Linked DNA regions of Homo sapiens: regions 1 and 2 are each linked to region 3. The links are chromatin loops, found by intact Hi-C in ENCODE. Cell type or tissue: GM12878. All regions are shown on one strand. Each heading gives the region's core, and the rest is flanking DNA. Links, peaks and the distances in the headings are about the cores only. Region 1 has its middle 48 kb from the start of SERPINB8. Region 2 overlaps LINC01924 (long intergenic non-protein coding RNA 1924). Region 3 overlaps LINC00305 (long intergenic non-protein coding RNA 305).

Region 1 (6,228 bases), core at 1,071-5,070, 83 kb after region 3:
ATGTAGTATCAGTGTTGCATTGTCTATTACTTCAGTATTTAGGCATTTGTATTTAAGATCGAAAGTATAAATATTGTGAGTCACGATCAATTTTGCTTTAAATCATTTGGGCAGGTCCAGGGCCCAGGCACATTGGCAGCTAAGGCACCTGTTAAGGGAGATGATAAATTGAGTCCTTAAGTCCTTGGCAGAGGAGCTGACTTAGAGATAAGAGATAAGAAAATTAGTTTGCAATAGAATCTCTAATGATTAGTTGGGATGGAAATCAGAAGGTCTTCTCACAGTCTGATTACATTGTTTTTTATTATCTTGGCAACTTATTTGGAACAGCAGCATATTTTGCAACTTTCTCCCCTCAGTCCCTTCAGTAACATATTTTGGTTGAGTGAACAGTAAATAACAAGAAGAACTAGGGACAATTAACTATTATTGTAGCCCTATGACTAATGAAAATCCGTACATTGCACTTTGGGGAAGAATGTACTTATTAACATGCCTGTGGGGGGTAGGTTAATGTTGCTATTTTAACTTTGCTTGAAAGAAACTAGAGTAACTTACCCAAGGTTATCCAGCTGTCAGAATTACAAAAGCAGAGTTCTTCCCAGCAAAGGCCCCAAGCCACCTTGTGAAGCAAGTCAGGAATACCTGCAGCACCCTCTGGCCATGCCCCAGATTCTAAACACAGAATCCATCTCTGCACAATGAAGATCCTTAGTTAGCTAACTGTTGTACATAGTTACTAGGAAAGCTGAATACTCCCAAAGCTTTTCACATTTTCTTTCTTTCTTTCTTTCTTTCTTTCTTTCCTTTTCTTTCTTGCTTTCTTTTTTCCTTCCTTCCTTCCTTCCTTTCTTTCTTTCTTTATTTATTTATTTCTTCTTTCTTTCTTTCTTTCTTTCTTTCTTTCTTTCTTTCTTTCTTTCTTACTTTTTTAGGAATTTTGAACCCAATAAAACCTTCAGGACTGGAAGGAGATAGTTTTAATGGTGAGGTGACAATTGATGAGGTTGATACGGGAGTTCATGGGCCATCAAATCACACTGTCACTTATCTTTATTAATTCAACTAAAATGTACTGACCACTTACTGGGTAGATCAGTGTTGCTGTGGCATAAATCTTAACAGCGTAGTGTAGTATTAAACATGGGGTAGATACTGAAGGCTTTTCTTATATAACGTGAAAGAGAGTGGTTTATCCTATAGCTACTGGTTAGCTACTGGAAAGTTGTGAACAGATGTATTGTTCAATTAGATTTCTGTGATTGGTTCTGGCAATAATCTGGAGGATGGAGTCGAGGAGAAGTGGGAGCAAGAATGAAGAAGTAACAGCCTTTTTCCAGGAGAGAAATGATGAGGACTTGAATTAGAGCACTGGCCCTAGGTACAGAGAGATGAAGACAGATTATGAGATGTATCAGTACACACAGTACAAGTAGGCAAGGAAGACAGAAGTGACTGGATGCAGGAGGCAAGAGTAAGGAGAAGTCTAAGATGACTGCTGGGCTTCTGGCTTGGAGAACTGACTGGATGATGGTGCTGTTCAGACAGACTGGAATCACAGGAGGTAAATCAGATGAAGGCTGTATGGGGTGCAGCAGATGCAGGAATGGAAAATGTCTTTATTTTGAAAGAAAGTTAAGTGTGAAATGCCTGCAGACATCTGAAGGACAATTTCCAGTAGGCAGTTTTCTATACAGCTCCAGACCTGAAGATGAAATCTGTACCAGCACAAAGATTGTGACAGTCATGATGTAGTTGGCACTCATGCATCTGGGCCGCCCTTGATCTTCACCCAGCTGGTGTTTGATCATAAATGGAGGTTAGAATCCTTAGAACTAAAAAAAAATGAGAGACATTCATTTTCTCTTTGACTTTGTTTGTTTTTAATATTTTTCTTAAAGCCCTGAAGTATTCTGATGATCTTAGCAAGAACCAGGAAAATATGCACTTCAATATCAAGGTGTGTCTAATAAACGTTGGAACGCTTTCATAAAACCAGAAAAATAGGAAGTGTAATTCATAGATGTTTTCCCTGTATTCCCTTTGTTTCCAATGGTTTCTCTGAGTATTTTTAATATTTGCCCTCTGCCTCATAAGAGTCGTTAAAATTTATCTGCAAAACAGTAAACAAAAGTAAAGAATTAAAATGGTCATAATGATGATGAGACTTTATATGTGTAAATCACTAAACACAATGTCTTTAGCTCATAATTATTCAATAAATATTTTTTCTACCCACTTTAATAGATCTACATGTTTACAAAATCTTCTGCAGAATAAAACTAGATGAGTAATATTAATCAAATTACTAGTTGTAAAAAATCAATTCTAAGCATTCCAATTCACTTTGCATTGATTTGCTCTTGAAAACACTTTTAAGGGTTTCCTTCTGGTTCTTTTGTTTCCATTCAAAGCACCAAGAGACTTGCATGCAATAACTGAGGCTTTTTATTTTTAATTACAGAAGATTTGTTTGTTCAGGAATGTGTCTTCTGAAATAAACCTAAAGTTGATCATTGTTACATTGTGAAAAAATAAAATTAAAAACCAAGAATGTTAGCTGAATTCTGATAGATCCATTCCAAGTTAACCTGAAAGTACTTCTTTAAAATAAAAAAGTTGTCATTTGTCTAGAATATATGAGAAGGAAAGCTCACTCATTCAATTCATACAGGCTAATGGCGACACCAAGTGGTATCATATTGGAAATGTTTTTAGTCTGTTTTTGAACTTCTGAAAGAAATTCTAACCTGGGACAATTGTGATTGTGACCAGCATGGTTTGTAATGTAGCTCTAAATAGGGTGGAGTTTTAAAATTATTATTATAACTAGTATTTCTCTAATAAAATTTTTGTCTCCAGCCAAAATAAGAGTCAAAAAAATTCCATATGCACAGTCATGATTAGTAGATAAATGAGCAAAAGTCATTTTACTTATCCTTTTTGGAAAGAAGGTAGGAGGCTGATGGTGTGCAATGTGATTCAGCACTCTGCAGAGGCTGCTGCTATCTCTAATGATCAGGGTTTCCATAGGGAAGTTCAATCCAGTGAGTTCAAATCTTTCTTTGCTCCTTATTAGGTGTTTGATTTGGGGTCCATTATCTCAAATCTCTCAGTAATAAGTTTTTTTCCATATATAAAATGGAGGGTGATATTAACACATTGGGGCTTTGTGAAGATTCAACTAGTTCATGTACAGGAAGTATTAATACAGTGCCTAGCATTGTAGAACATACTGAAAAATTGTGCTTCTTTTTGTTAACTTCATCATCATCATCAAGTCAATCAGATTGACCTATGGATCTCTATACACAAAGTTTGTCTCTCTTCCTTGATGGAATACAATAAAATTTATACCTGATTCCTACCCTCATAGGAAACGCTTGTTTTAGAATCAGTATTTTTGTACCTGAGTATTTTTAAAGCAGTTTTAAAATTACACTAGAATTCATATAGAAAGAAATCATCCTTGGCCTAATCCTGACTCTATTCCTGGAGGTCTATTTGTAACCAAGTCAAGAGAAGAGCAGGGGAACAGGAAGCTTCTGCTCAAATGTCCTCACGTCACCGAAAAATGGAGTGTGATATAACTGTATTTACTTTGTAAAATGATGAGCCTAATATCAATTTAAAGAATAGGTTCAGGAAGGGACAGTCTAGTCTTCAGACTAAAGCAGTAGAGCTAGTTAGGCCTTGGGAAGAGGGAAAATGTGTGTGGAGCTGTGAACAGACAGGTTTTTTATTGGCTATGGGAACACCAGAGAGGTGGAAATCAAGGATGATGCTGCTATTTCTCTTTTCATACCTTGGCAGAAGAAGATCTACAAATCTAGAAGGAAGTGCAAAAACAATTCTCTGTTACTACTTCTAATAATGCAAATCTTAGGGCTTAGAGCAAGGTTTAGAACATATCATGGAAAATGAGGGATTTGAAACTTCAGCAGCTCTTCAACAGTGGTCTCACAGTTCCCATTTGTCTTCCATACCCATAATTCAGGACTTCCACCAACAAGATGTATGCTCCTGGATGAAATCTGAAAATATTAACTGCTGTCATGTTTAAGGACCTGTGCTTAGTGTTGAGCAAGCCATATAAACTCTCTGAGTTTCGATTCCATAAAATAAGGGAGGCATTTAGCATATTCCTAAACTGTCTCCCTATTCAAATATTGAATCTTTGTGACTTTCCCATAAACCGCTTTTTAATCACTGACTTCCCTTAGAATAAAAAAGTTTATCTCTTCCTCCCATGTTGATTTTTCTCTCTACCTAAACAAAAACAAAAATAAACAAATAAAAAACAAACAAAAAACAAAAATGAAAAACCTTACTGCAATCTACCCTGCATTGAAGAATTATATCATAGGTAGGTCCTGGGTTTTATGGAATAAACATAATTTTAAACCTGTTGTCTCCCAAAACACACTTGTGTTGTGCCCTAATTTGGGATTTGGGAAAAACGGTCTCAGTAGAGATAGCTAGAAAGCTTTCTTTCTGCACCTGCTGAAAACCATGTGAACCATTGGATAAGCAAAGCCTTTCCCAGATGAAGGACTTGACTGAGCACTTCAGTCACCAGTGTGCTTCTCAGAAAGGGATACTGGGTCAGCTCTCCCCTCAGCCCTCAGGCCCAGACTCCCAGCCCTCTTTCTGGGAAGGAATTGTCAGGTCATGGACACTTTCCAGGGGGGAAAAGTGTCTAGGGTCTGTCTAGTATAAATAAGCTTTCTAACATACAGTAGCAGCAAAGCAACTTGAGCCACTGAGCCCTGTGGCAGGCGTTTCCTCCAAGCCTTGGTTCTCTAATTGAATGTCACTCTTTTTATTAGGAGGAGAAGGAGATTGCCTAGAGACATTGCTTAACACTTAAGTAGGCTCGCCTAAACCCCTTTCTCTGACACAAGCAGCAGCCCTGGAGAACTGTTAGCAAAGGGCTTCATTCTAATGAGAGAAACTTCAAAGGCCCCAAATGAGGAAAGAAGTGTCGCTGGAAAATGTTGAAATGACAAATAGCGGTATTTCCACTGACAAAAGATGAAGATGAAACAAATGTTAGAACAGAAAACATGATTTTATTTTGCCATGCTCTCACTGGAAACTATCATCAAAGCCCTTAACTGAAATGAAAAAGGTATCGACATAACAAGCACACCAGAGTGAAGTTAGATTTCTAACAACGAAAGTCATCTTTGAAATAAGAAAAGCTTACAAAGTAATGAAAAATCTCAATGCAGAAAGGAAAGCATATGGCCCAAAATAGTGTTGTGCTGCGGATTTGTTAGGAACGTCAAGCTGGAAGCCACTTAGGGATCATCTAGGCAAACCCTTTTATGTTTCAAAGGAGAATTTGAGCCCAAAGGATTTTAAGTAACTTGCTCAAGGTCATATAACTAGTTAGTGACTTCGGAATTGTTAGCAACTGCCTTCCCTACCTCCGTGGAGCCAGTTCCTGAAGTCTATCTACAAATCCACCCTTGCCCGGTTACTGAGACAGCCCTGGTCAGGGCTGAAGTTGAAGTTCACCAAATGCTGGACCCTGGTATTTGTCCACCCCCACAACTGGGCAGGCCGATGCTCTCTGAAGTTAGGTCTGTCTGACACATGACAACAGCCACAGGGACAAAAACTTTTTGCCCATTATGCTTCTAGAATATGGTATGTTCTGGAAGAATAATGGGCAAAAAGAATGGAGGGCTGGCGAAGGCATGGTGCATCCTAAAACCTGGAGCCTACAGAATTAAACATTATAGATAGGAGAAAAGATAAAAAGGCCCAAAAGGTAAAATTTATTATTTTAAAAAAATGTGCTTAATAGGAGAGGGCCTGAGGCTGACTCAAGAGGCGAGATATTCAGATTGCTAGCCTTTCAGAAACTGGCTAAAGGATTTGAATCTGGGTAGCTCAATTTGCCTTCCAGATATACAGGTCTCACATTTTTTCAAGAATAAGTAGGAATTTTTAAAAACGGCATGGAGCCTGAAGAGATGAACAATCTTCGATCAAAGGAAAAGAAGCAGCATGCAAAATACTCAGAAAAAAGATAATCTGAAAATGATGTCCCGTAGAATCCAAAGATAATGTGTGGAAACTGTTTGGAATATGCAACAAAAACAAGATATATTATTTATGAAACAGGATGATCACAGTGAAAGGAGTCTGGCATGAAAAGACTGAGAGAGTTGGCATGAGGAAGGATTGCTGATAGGATGCTCAGCCCACACTCTCTCT
Region 2 (5,791 bases), core at 1-4,000, 100 kb before region 3:
TGCGGTCAGGAGTTCGAGACCATCCTGGCCAACATGATGAAACCCTGTCTCTACTAAAAACACAAACAATTAGCCGGACGTGGTGGCGGGTGCCTGTAGTCCCAGCTACTCAGGAGGCTGAGGCAGGAGAATTGCTTGAACCTGGGAGGCAGAGATTGCAGTGAGCTGAAATCGTGCCACTGCACTTCAGCCTAGGCAAAAAGAGCAAAACTCCATCTCAAAAAGAATATATATTTTTTAAAAATTCCTTCAGAGAGGTAAACCAATTCCTTATACTCTAAGTGGATATTTGTTTTGTTTTGTTTAAATTTTTGTGGGTAAATGATAGGTATATATATTTATGGGGTACATGAGATGTTTTGATATAGGCATACAATGTGAAATGAGCACATCGTGGAGAATGGGTTATCCATTCACTCAACCCTTTATCCTTTGAGTTACAAGCAATCCAGTTACGTTAAGTGGATATTGAGATGTACTGTTTCTTAATGCAGAAATGGAAGTGAAAGATAATGAAAAGGATAGTGCTGCATTCTGAAATTGTCACCTGAGGAAGCAAGCCCTGAGCTCTGAAAAGAATGTGATGTAGGCAGAATTGGTAATATGGAAATAGAATAGTGTAAGCCACCTCTTTGAGGGAGGAAATCAGAAATCAGAAACATAGGTCTCCTCTTAAGAAGAAAATTATCTTTAATTGAAAAGAAACTATAAAAGAATAACTGGGATATAATATACTCGGTTCATTCAGGAAATGCTTTGTAAATTGCCTTCTCTGTGCTGATGAGAAAGCTGAAAGATATCAAATATTTATCTAACTAAACAATTTGCCTAGTCCCTGACTAATCAACGTGAGGTAAAGACAACAAATACGATTAAGTTGAACTGTGTTCTGTCGTCTATCGCAAGTTACAAATCTCTGTTGAGTTTTCTGAATTTGATGGAAGGAAGTAAAGACCCTTGTTCCAAGTTATTTGACTGCAGCATTTCTCTTTCTTTTTGTAACATAGCTCTTTAAACACTCTGTTTGTATAGACTTAAAATGTTATGAAAGTTTTAAAAAAACTTTTTTACTCAAGCATAGCATCCACCATAAGGAAATTTTGAAACTTTTGGTAATTTCCAGTCATAAAACACATTGTAGGAGGTAGTGATGATTTTCATCTGCACCTGTTGTTAATCAGTTCCAGAGTAAATTAACACACAGTCCGCTGGTTTTTCGCTTCCTTTTGCTTTTATACCTAGAACCAGCTGCTTTGTTTCACATCCAATATATACTTCATGGAACCTCTGGTATATGAAATTGCAGCTTTTTTGTTTTTGCTCTGCATGGGTTAAGTGGAGTTATGCTCCAAAGCCAATGTTTTTGATTCCGTGAAAAGAATCCTGTGACCTTGTGGAATTCTATCCTCCAAAGTCCTGGGCTGATTTACAAACCATCATTGCTTAACGGGATAAGGGGCCACATCTAGACCTTTCTTAGCACAGATAAATTTTTCTATTCTCTTCTCCCCAGTACTTCCTGAAACACCTCTGCTCCACAAAAATTTCCATTCTTCTTTGCCTTGCGCAATGCTGTGTGGGCTGCTTGGGTGGCTCGTCATCACAGAAATCTTTTTTTTTTTCCGTCACAAGAAAGAGAACAACCTTTCAGGGGCTCATTTTGTTTCCTGCTCGCTTCTCTGACAAGCGAAGTACAGATATGCATGTGGCAGAGTGAAAGAAGTCTGCCCGGGGAAGCCTCAAGACCTGGTCTGCACTTGTGCCTTTTTCAGGAATTATAATTACAAACAGCTCTATAGTGCTCATGGCTGAGCTCCTGTAAGCAGAAGAGGTTTGGAAACAGGCAGGACCCAGAGAACTCTGAATTGTTTCTATTATTTAGGGTCTCCACCACTTTGTTTGCCAGCAATGGCTAAAAACCAAACCTCTGAAGGGCTCAAATTTTCAGGAAAAACACCCTCAGTACATTAATAGTACATTTTCATCTTCTTCAGTGTCTGTCTCATGCACACTTCTTAGGAGAGATAAAAATATTACCTAGTGTAAGGTGTCCACCCACCTTTTGCCCTCAGACTTCTGTACTTAGAACAAGGTTTGCAGAAAAGTTAGCAGGAATATCATCCGTCTCTGAAGCCTCCCTAACAAACTCAAAGAAAGGCACCTTAGGGCCTCAACGTAGAAATTATTTTAAAGCATGTTGAAACCACAAATGGCATGCAAATAGATGCTACAGAAAAACAAAGCACTGTGAGAACTAATGACCTCAGAGCTTGCAGTTCTCAAGTAACCTCTGTAAAAGGTCAATACAAGAGGCAAGATTAAGAAACAGGAGCCGAAGCAGACTCTTCACAGACGAGCAGGAGGAAACAGGCTAACGGGCCTCACTTTCTCATGGCACCCATGCAAGCTCATTCATGATGCAAACCAGGCAGCTGGTGCCAGAATTCGTGTCTTTGTAAACATCTCTGCTTTCTAAAAGAGAACATAATTCTCCTCCCCTGGTGTATTTCTTCACTTATAGCTGTCTGAATTGAAAAGGCAGATGTTTTATTTAGGGAATTGACTGCAAAGGTGATTGCTTTCAGGTGAAACAGTTAATAAATTAAAATTTAGGGAACAAATAAGTCTACTTAGGGAATAGAACTCTACCAGCTAAATGTGGAGAGAAAAGAGCTCAGCCTAGTTGTTCTTGGAATAGCTCTGTGGATAATTACATAATTAGGAGAGCAGGGTGGAGGGGCACAGTCGTATTGATTAGCTGTCTAGAAATTGCCCTATTGCTAAACCTGGAGGCAGACATTTTATTATCGAAATAAAACCTGTTGTACAAGACTCAAGTCTCATACAAATGCAAGTGTTATAAGCAATGCAGTGTACTTTACAGTGCCCCAAACCCTTGGGATCTCAGCTTCTTTTGAACAAAGTCAAACATACCCCCTTTTAAAAACTTTCTGCCTTAATCCCACTCCCATTCCAGCCACTTCAGTATCTTCCTGTAAACCTTCACTGAAAAAATCCTGAAGAGTAAACTCTACCCACCAGTTCCAGGCCCTCATTCACCATTGTTCACTTTTTAATTCACTCCAACCTCATTTCTGCCTGTGCCATTTCTTGGGACCTCTCCTGCCAGAGACCTAATCATTTCCCTCCTCTGAGCCACTGAGGACACTTCAATCTGCATATTCTGAGACTGCATGACAATGTCTCTGCTGACCACTTTGTCCTTCTGAAAGCCCATCTTCCCCTGGTTACCAGGAGCCCACAACCTCGCAGTGTTCCTCCTCTATCTCATATTTTTATATATATTTTTTGCCACGCCATCTCATAAGCTCACAGAATGGTTTTGAATAAATATTTGTTCCATAAATAAGAAATGTAAAAGAAAAGTGAAAGAATAAATTCGACTTCTGAAGAAACATGAGGTGAGGTGTGGTGCTCCACAGTCATTGTTTCCTTAAATTAAGCTTCTTCAGGTTCAGTGTCTTGATCATGCTCATTCCTAACATTTGCACCTGGGACAAGGGTGCAAACAAAAGCCTGGGATCCATAGAACTTCCATCTTCTCTTCTCGCTGTCAACTCTGGCCTGAACCAAGAGGGGCCAGGTATATGGGCCAGTGGACAATGCACTGTAACTTGCAAGCTTCTTCCACCACCATCTAGTAGCTGCCACAGTAGCCACCCTTTGGCTATTCCTCAGAACAAAAGATAAGCAAACAGCAGTTCAGCCCGCTCTCTGAATGACAGGCAGGGGAGAGGCCTCTGCAAGCTATGGAAACCAGCTTGGAGACTTTGCGTCCAGAATTTGGAGGTCTGGACCGTGTCTAACAGAGGAGAATGGAGTAGGTTCTGAGAAGGCATATCCCCTTGACCTGCAGGAAGAGCACAGTAAGAAGAGAGCCAGAAAGGCCCCTTCTACAAAATACCTGGCCCGGGGCAGGGGCCTGGGCAGGCGTTCTGCTTGTGAGACTGGTCTCCATCATCTTTTGGCATTTTAGTTGAGAAGCCTGAGGCTCTCCTTTGGTTGTCCTTAAGAAGAATTAGAGTCAGGCTCAGAAGCCCAGAAAAGCTTCTCATTCATTCTTGGGGCATGTGTCTTAACCTGGGGTGCTCTAGAAGGGTCCATGTCACTATCATCACAGTTTCTATACATTCTATGTCCTCTACACATCCTATACTTATTTTATGGAATTGCATTTGTGATATTTTTTACATTATATTTTTGGCAAAACTTAATAGAAGATAGGCACAAGAAAGATATCAGGGGATAATCAAACAATACTGCTTTTCACCCTTCTTGGAGGCTGCTAAGGACCAAATGAAAAAAATTATAAGCAAAAGGTTGTAGAAAAGAGATGGATAACTTAATCAGACAGAGGCTTAATTAAAAACTAATGAAGTGAAGACGCTGGGCTTACCCAGTATGCAAATTATTTCATTGTATGTTACCCTGTTCGCTCATTTCTAAGCTAGTATTTTCAACTTACTCATATGCATCTAGAGAAAAATAATACTTTATTTAGCAAAATTCATCATGTATACTACCAATCCGTATCTGTTTATACCCATGCATTCAATCATTTCACATGACAGAAGAGCAAAATTTGGGGAAACTGTATGTGTTGCATGTGATTGATGTTGCTAAATATGAGTATTTATAAAGGAAATGCAAAGAAAGAAAAAATACCAATATGTTAAACTTGAAATGATCCATAGACTAAAAAATCACATCATTTCTGGTCTGGACAGAAACACTTGAAACTGCAAAAACCCTTTCCCTCTTTTTTTCTGTCTCCAACCACACAACCATGGAGCTGTAAGTTCTCCTTTGAATACATCAGGCACTTCTACATATCTGTGCTTTTGCTCATACTGGTCTGCACAACCTTAAAAAGTCTTTCTCCCTTTATCATTGGATAAGACTGTCATCATTCTTCAAAGCATAGATCAAATACTCCTCACTTGTGAAACCTCCCTCCTCCCCTATGCTACTAGTCAGAATCAACCATTTCCCGTTGTTGCTACAGAGTGTGATGAGACTTAAGACTCTGGGTTCAGGTATTGGTTCTGCCACTGGCTAGCTGTGTGATTTTGGCTAATTTTGGTCACTCACCTTCTTTATCTTCTTTATCTATAAAATAGGGACAATAATAGTATATACCTCATGAGGTTCTTCTGAGTTTTAAATGAGCTAAGAAAAAAAATACAGATTAAGGATTCAGAAAGAAGGTCTGAGACACTGTAAGTACCTAAGAATGTTTGCTATTATTATAGCATGCCTTCATTATTATACATCATATGAATGGTGACATGACCCATTTGCCTATTCAGTTTGCCTATTCAGTAGCCTATCAGCACTTTGAATTTTTGTTATTATACTTTAAGTTTTGGGATACATGGGCAGAATCGTGCAGGTTTGTTACATAGGTATGCATGTGCCATGATGGTTTGCTGCACCCATCAACCCGTCATCTACATTAGGTATTTCTCCACATGCTATCCCTCCCCTAGTCCACCACCCCCCAACAAGCCCCACTGTGTGATGTTCCCCTCCCTGTGTCCATGTGTTCTCATTGATCAATTCCCACTTACTAGTGAGAACATGCAGTGTTTGGTTTTCTGTTCCTGTATCAGTTTGCTGAGAATGATGGTTTCCAGAGGAACTTAAACAAAGTTATAAGAAAAAAACAAACAACCCATCAAAAAGTGGGTGAAGGATATGAATAGACACTTCTGAAAACTAGATATTTATGCAGCCAACAAACATGAAAAAAAGCTGATCATCACTGGTC
Region 3 (4,000 bases), core at 1-4,000:
CTGGAAGCTGACATTCTAAATGTCTACTTATAATGAATCCAAAAAGTTGCTATGAAACTCTAGGGAAAGGTAGGAGATTAAAATGCTAAGTTCTATTATTGTTTTTTAGGCCTTGAGTATCAGTTTATATGTCTTAGCTCACTAGATCATGGGAAGCAATGCTGAATGAGCATAGCAAAGGGAGAATAACTGACAGACCTTTAGGCTTCTCTCATGAAAGCATTTTGTCCAGTTGCTGCTGAGGGCTTTGTGCTTGTGTATGTTTATGGGACAAGTGAGGATAAATTTCAAATATTACTGATATGAACAGCGGTCACTGGGGGCATCGGAACACAGGATGATGTTGTCGGTTTGTGAAATTGACTTGGTTGTCAGGACTTGGGAAGGCACATGTTCTAGTGTGGAGTTACACTGAGCACTTCAGGAAATGTCTGGGGAATCTATTTTGCACTATAAAAATATGACTGGAAAAATTTTAAGTAGTAGCCCAAAAGAGTCAGCCACATTCAAGCAGCCATATTCATTTGTAGGCTACAACCTACCATGTGGAAAACTCTGGCTATGCAGTCACATCATACTGAAGATGGATTTCCATTTGAGTAACTGATCCTGTAAATTTGGTTTTGCTTTTCTGTGAGGCTGCTGCAAGGAAATGAAGATGCCATAGAAAAATGTAGTGAGTTAAACAGTGTTCCCCAAAAACTTCTTCCAGAAGAAGCTTTCCACCCACAGCCTCAGAATGTGACCTGATTTTAAAAAGGTCTTATTAAATGTAATCTGTTAAAATGAAGTCATCGTGGATTAGGGTGGGACATAATCCAATGACTGGTGTCTTATAAGAAGGAAACTTGGACACACACACATACATAGAGGGAAGACAATGTGAAGACAGAGACACAGAGAAAATACCATGTGACAATGGGGGCAGAGATTGGAGTGATGTGGCTACAAACCAAAGAAAGCTAAAAATTGCCAGCAACCACCAGAAGCTAGCAACATTTTTTCCCAAAAGCCCTCAGAGCATGCGCCTCTCAACAACTCAATTTTCTGCTGATTTAAGCCACCCAGCTTCTGGAACTCTGTGACATCAACTCAAGGAAACCAATACAGAGGGCATTGTTCCCATATGAGCACTGTTATCTTTACCCTAAGGTGGGTGTCACATTCTTGTTCCTCGATGCCGAGTTAATGATTATTGCTCAGGTTCATTTCATTCTGAAAATACAGCTTCTCAATCCCCTGTCCTGAACTGAGGTGATCATAAAAAGGGGTTATCAAATACAAACCCACCATGAGACTCAAATTCTAATGGAGATAAACAGCACTTAGCAATGGTAGAGACGGGGTTGCTCAGATCATTTGCAAAGATGTCCAGCTTTGTGCTCCTGAGGATCCAAGGGTCTTTCAAACCATTTGGAATTTTCACAGGAGGTTTTCACAGAGGAATCCTAGAAAGGTCTCTGGAAAGCAAGCACCCTGTTTTCTCCATAAAATAAATGAGGATACAAACACACTCTATTGCAAACAGAAGAGTCATGACACTCTTCACCAGCAGCCTTCCATGGGACATTCATTCATGGCTCTCCCTCTCAAAAAGCCCTGAATCTGAACATAGCAGGCAACTGCCTCATGTGACAAAACAGGAAGCCATATATGGACACACAGGTGCACGAGTCTCTCAAGTGCTGATTTTCAAATGCTGTAAATCCCAGGAGAAATACACAGCTATAACTGCATAGGAGGCAATTTGCCAGAGAAAAAAAGAGAACATTTATTTTTGATTTCAAGTAAAAAGAGAAAATCAATTCATTCAAAGACTTTATGAGTCATTTCAGTTATTTGCACTCACTTGCCTAGGGATGTGGGTAAAAGTAGGGTAAATTGGGCTTCCACAAATAACCAGTGAAGAAGATGGACTGATTTCACAATCCTGGCCCTGACTGCTTCGAGTTGTACTGGGAAGCCCCTTGAGGAAAAGAAAGGCCCAGCACCGGGACAGTCCTGAGGTTGTGGTGAACACACAAGCCCTCCTGTGACGTTCTTTCTTCATACTTTCAAGAAGTTTCATGTAGCGGAGAGCTCCAATTGACTTTTTGTGTATTTAATTAAATGAAATATGATGCTTGAGTAGCTTTGAGGGGGTGTTAAAGAATCACACAGAGCAAACTACTTTGGTCTACAGCTAATTACTTTATCTGTTACACGAGGCTTTTTATAAGGCAAAAGAATCCTGTCATAACAACCATCTCCCCTGAAGAAAAAAAAAACAATATTTAATGGAAAACTTAAACTTCTTGGAGTTAGCCAGCCAGCTTTCTTGTAAAAATAATTGGATATTAAGTCTTTCTTTAAAAATATATGTGCTATGTCGAAGTAGGGTTGCATTATAAATAGAGACTGCTACTAATTCAGTTGCAAACTGTAACTAGCTTTCACTTTATATTAATGCCCAGGGCAACACGGAACACCTTACAGCTTTGCACAACTTTGAACTTATTTGTGTTCCGAAAAGCTGTATGTATGTTAACAAGGAACCTGAGAACACACCATTTTTTGTGCCGTTTGACTGGCAGACTTTGCCATGTAGAACATATCAAGTATTCAGGAAAGGGCAACTCACAACTTGAAGGATGTAAACATTACAAAATCCACCATCTGCAATGAGAAACGAGGATCCCAGTACCTAATAAAACCAAGGGGCTGGATTTTATTCTCCCTGATGGTCAAAACCAACTGTTTGCACTCAGTTCCGAGTTCTTACCATTACACGTTAAATCCTCTGTGAAATCCTACTACAGGAAAAAGACAAGGTAAACTAAATGAATTCAGGTGACCAGCTAGCAAAAAAGATTTTTATTTTCAGGAGTGAGATCATTTCAAAGCTTAAGACCAACTATATCACTGTCGGTGCCTCTTCCATCTCTGGGTCCAACCCTGCCTCAGCAGCACCTTGCATCTTAACCACTGAAACCTGTACTTAGTTCTCAGCAGGTTTTAAACATCTGCTGACCTCTCTGATTCCCCTATGAGGCTATGAGTTTCTACGATTGTGCCTCATTCATCTTTTCACCCATCACCACCTCACAAGATCAGTGATTAATAAATAGGGCTTTTAAATAAATGTTTAAAATCACAAATTTAGAGAGTACACATGTATGAAATGTGACCATATTTAGGGACCATAGAATACACAGACAAAACATTAAAACAATGTTTCCAGGTATATAGCATTTAATATATTATTATAAGGAATATCTGCTTTTTAAATTACAATATTTGCACCTCTTCAGACAGTAAAAGTAAATGAATGATTGGTGATAAGAAGGAGAAGGTCAACAGGAATAGAGACAGGATATCTTCTCCTCTTACTGATTTGAATAATATCCCTCTATATCCTCTCTGCTCAAACACCCCACTTTCCTTCTATTCATGGGATGACTGAGGTTCCTTCTCCCTCAGGTCTTTCTCCTTCCTTACATTGTATGAAACTTCAATGCTCCTTGTCACTTGGCTTAGTGCCTTGACCCTACCCAATATTTTTGTCAAATTTAAGCCAACCGCACACATAACTTCAGAAAGAGGCTTGGGGTCATCTAAACCAGGCTGGGTGCAAATAGAGGACACGTCTAAGGCTGTTCAGGTCCAGGCTTTAGATGAGCACTGATTCACACAGAAGAATGGGGGACTTTTACACTCCCAGGGTTACTCACTTTCATTGTGTTTTGCAGCATTCACTGAAAACAACAATTTATTTTCTTTTTTCACTTGCAGGATGGAAATTATCTGGTTCCACCCCTGGATATGATCAACCTTCATAGACTGTGCATTATACATGGTGAGTAACCATTTCAAATTCTTTCTTTAAAGTTACAAACCTAAGAAAAAAATTAACCCTATTTATAGAGTTTCTCATAATTTGTTTCCCAAATTAGAATGTTACTTATGAGTACATGAACTCACTTCAAATTTTCTACTTCTGTTTCAAGATGTAAAGCCACTA

Evidence for each region. A loop is a pair of places that touch in the nucleus more often than their neighbours do. Peaks named below come from ENCODE experiments on the same cell type or tissue, not always from the same donor. Only the 100,000 strongest peaks of a DNase experiment are listed, where the experiment ranks them.
Region 1: a loop joins it to region 3, with 3 times the contacts of the local background. A loop is called at or near these places in 1 of 110 quality-filtered maps.
Region 2: it touches region 3 in a loop (4-fold over the local background); 1 of 110 quality-filtered maps calls a loop at or near these places.

Annotation. Positions count from the first base shown.
Region 1 is chr18:64,014,517-64,020,744 of GRCh38, reverse strand. It overlaps a transcript of SERPINB8 not described here. Among named protein-coding and RNA genes, the nearest start is that of SERPINB8, 48 kb to the right of the region's middle. In GM12878, for the core only: a CTCF peak has its summit at 2,679; no DNase peak of the experiment used is centred there.
Region 2 is chr18:64,198,919-64,204,709 of GRCh38, reverse strand. The region is part of intron 2 of LINC01924 (long intergenic non-protein coding RNA 1924); the gene reads right to left. Among named protein-coding and RNA genes, the nearest start is that of LINC00305, 53 kb to the right of the region's middle. In GM12878, for the core only: no CTCF peak of the experiment used is centred there; DNase peaks (open chromatin) are centred at 1,159 and 2,283.
Region 3 is chr18:64,098,412-64,102,411 of GRCh38, reverse strand. It overlaps LINC00305 (long intergenic non-protein coding RNA 305), which reads left to right. Exons shown (of 7, transcript NR_190189.1): 5 at 3,772-3,835. Among named protein-coding and RNA genes, the nearest start is that of LINC01924, 3.7 kb to the left of the region's middle. In GM12878, for the core only: no CTCF peak of the experiment used is centred there; a DNase peak (open chromatin) is centred at 1,951.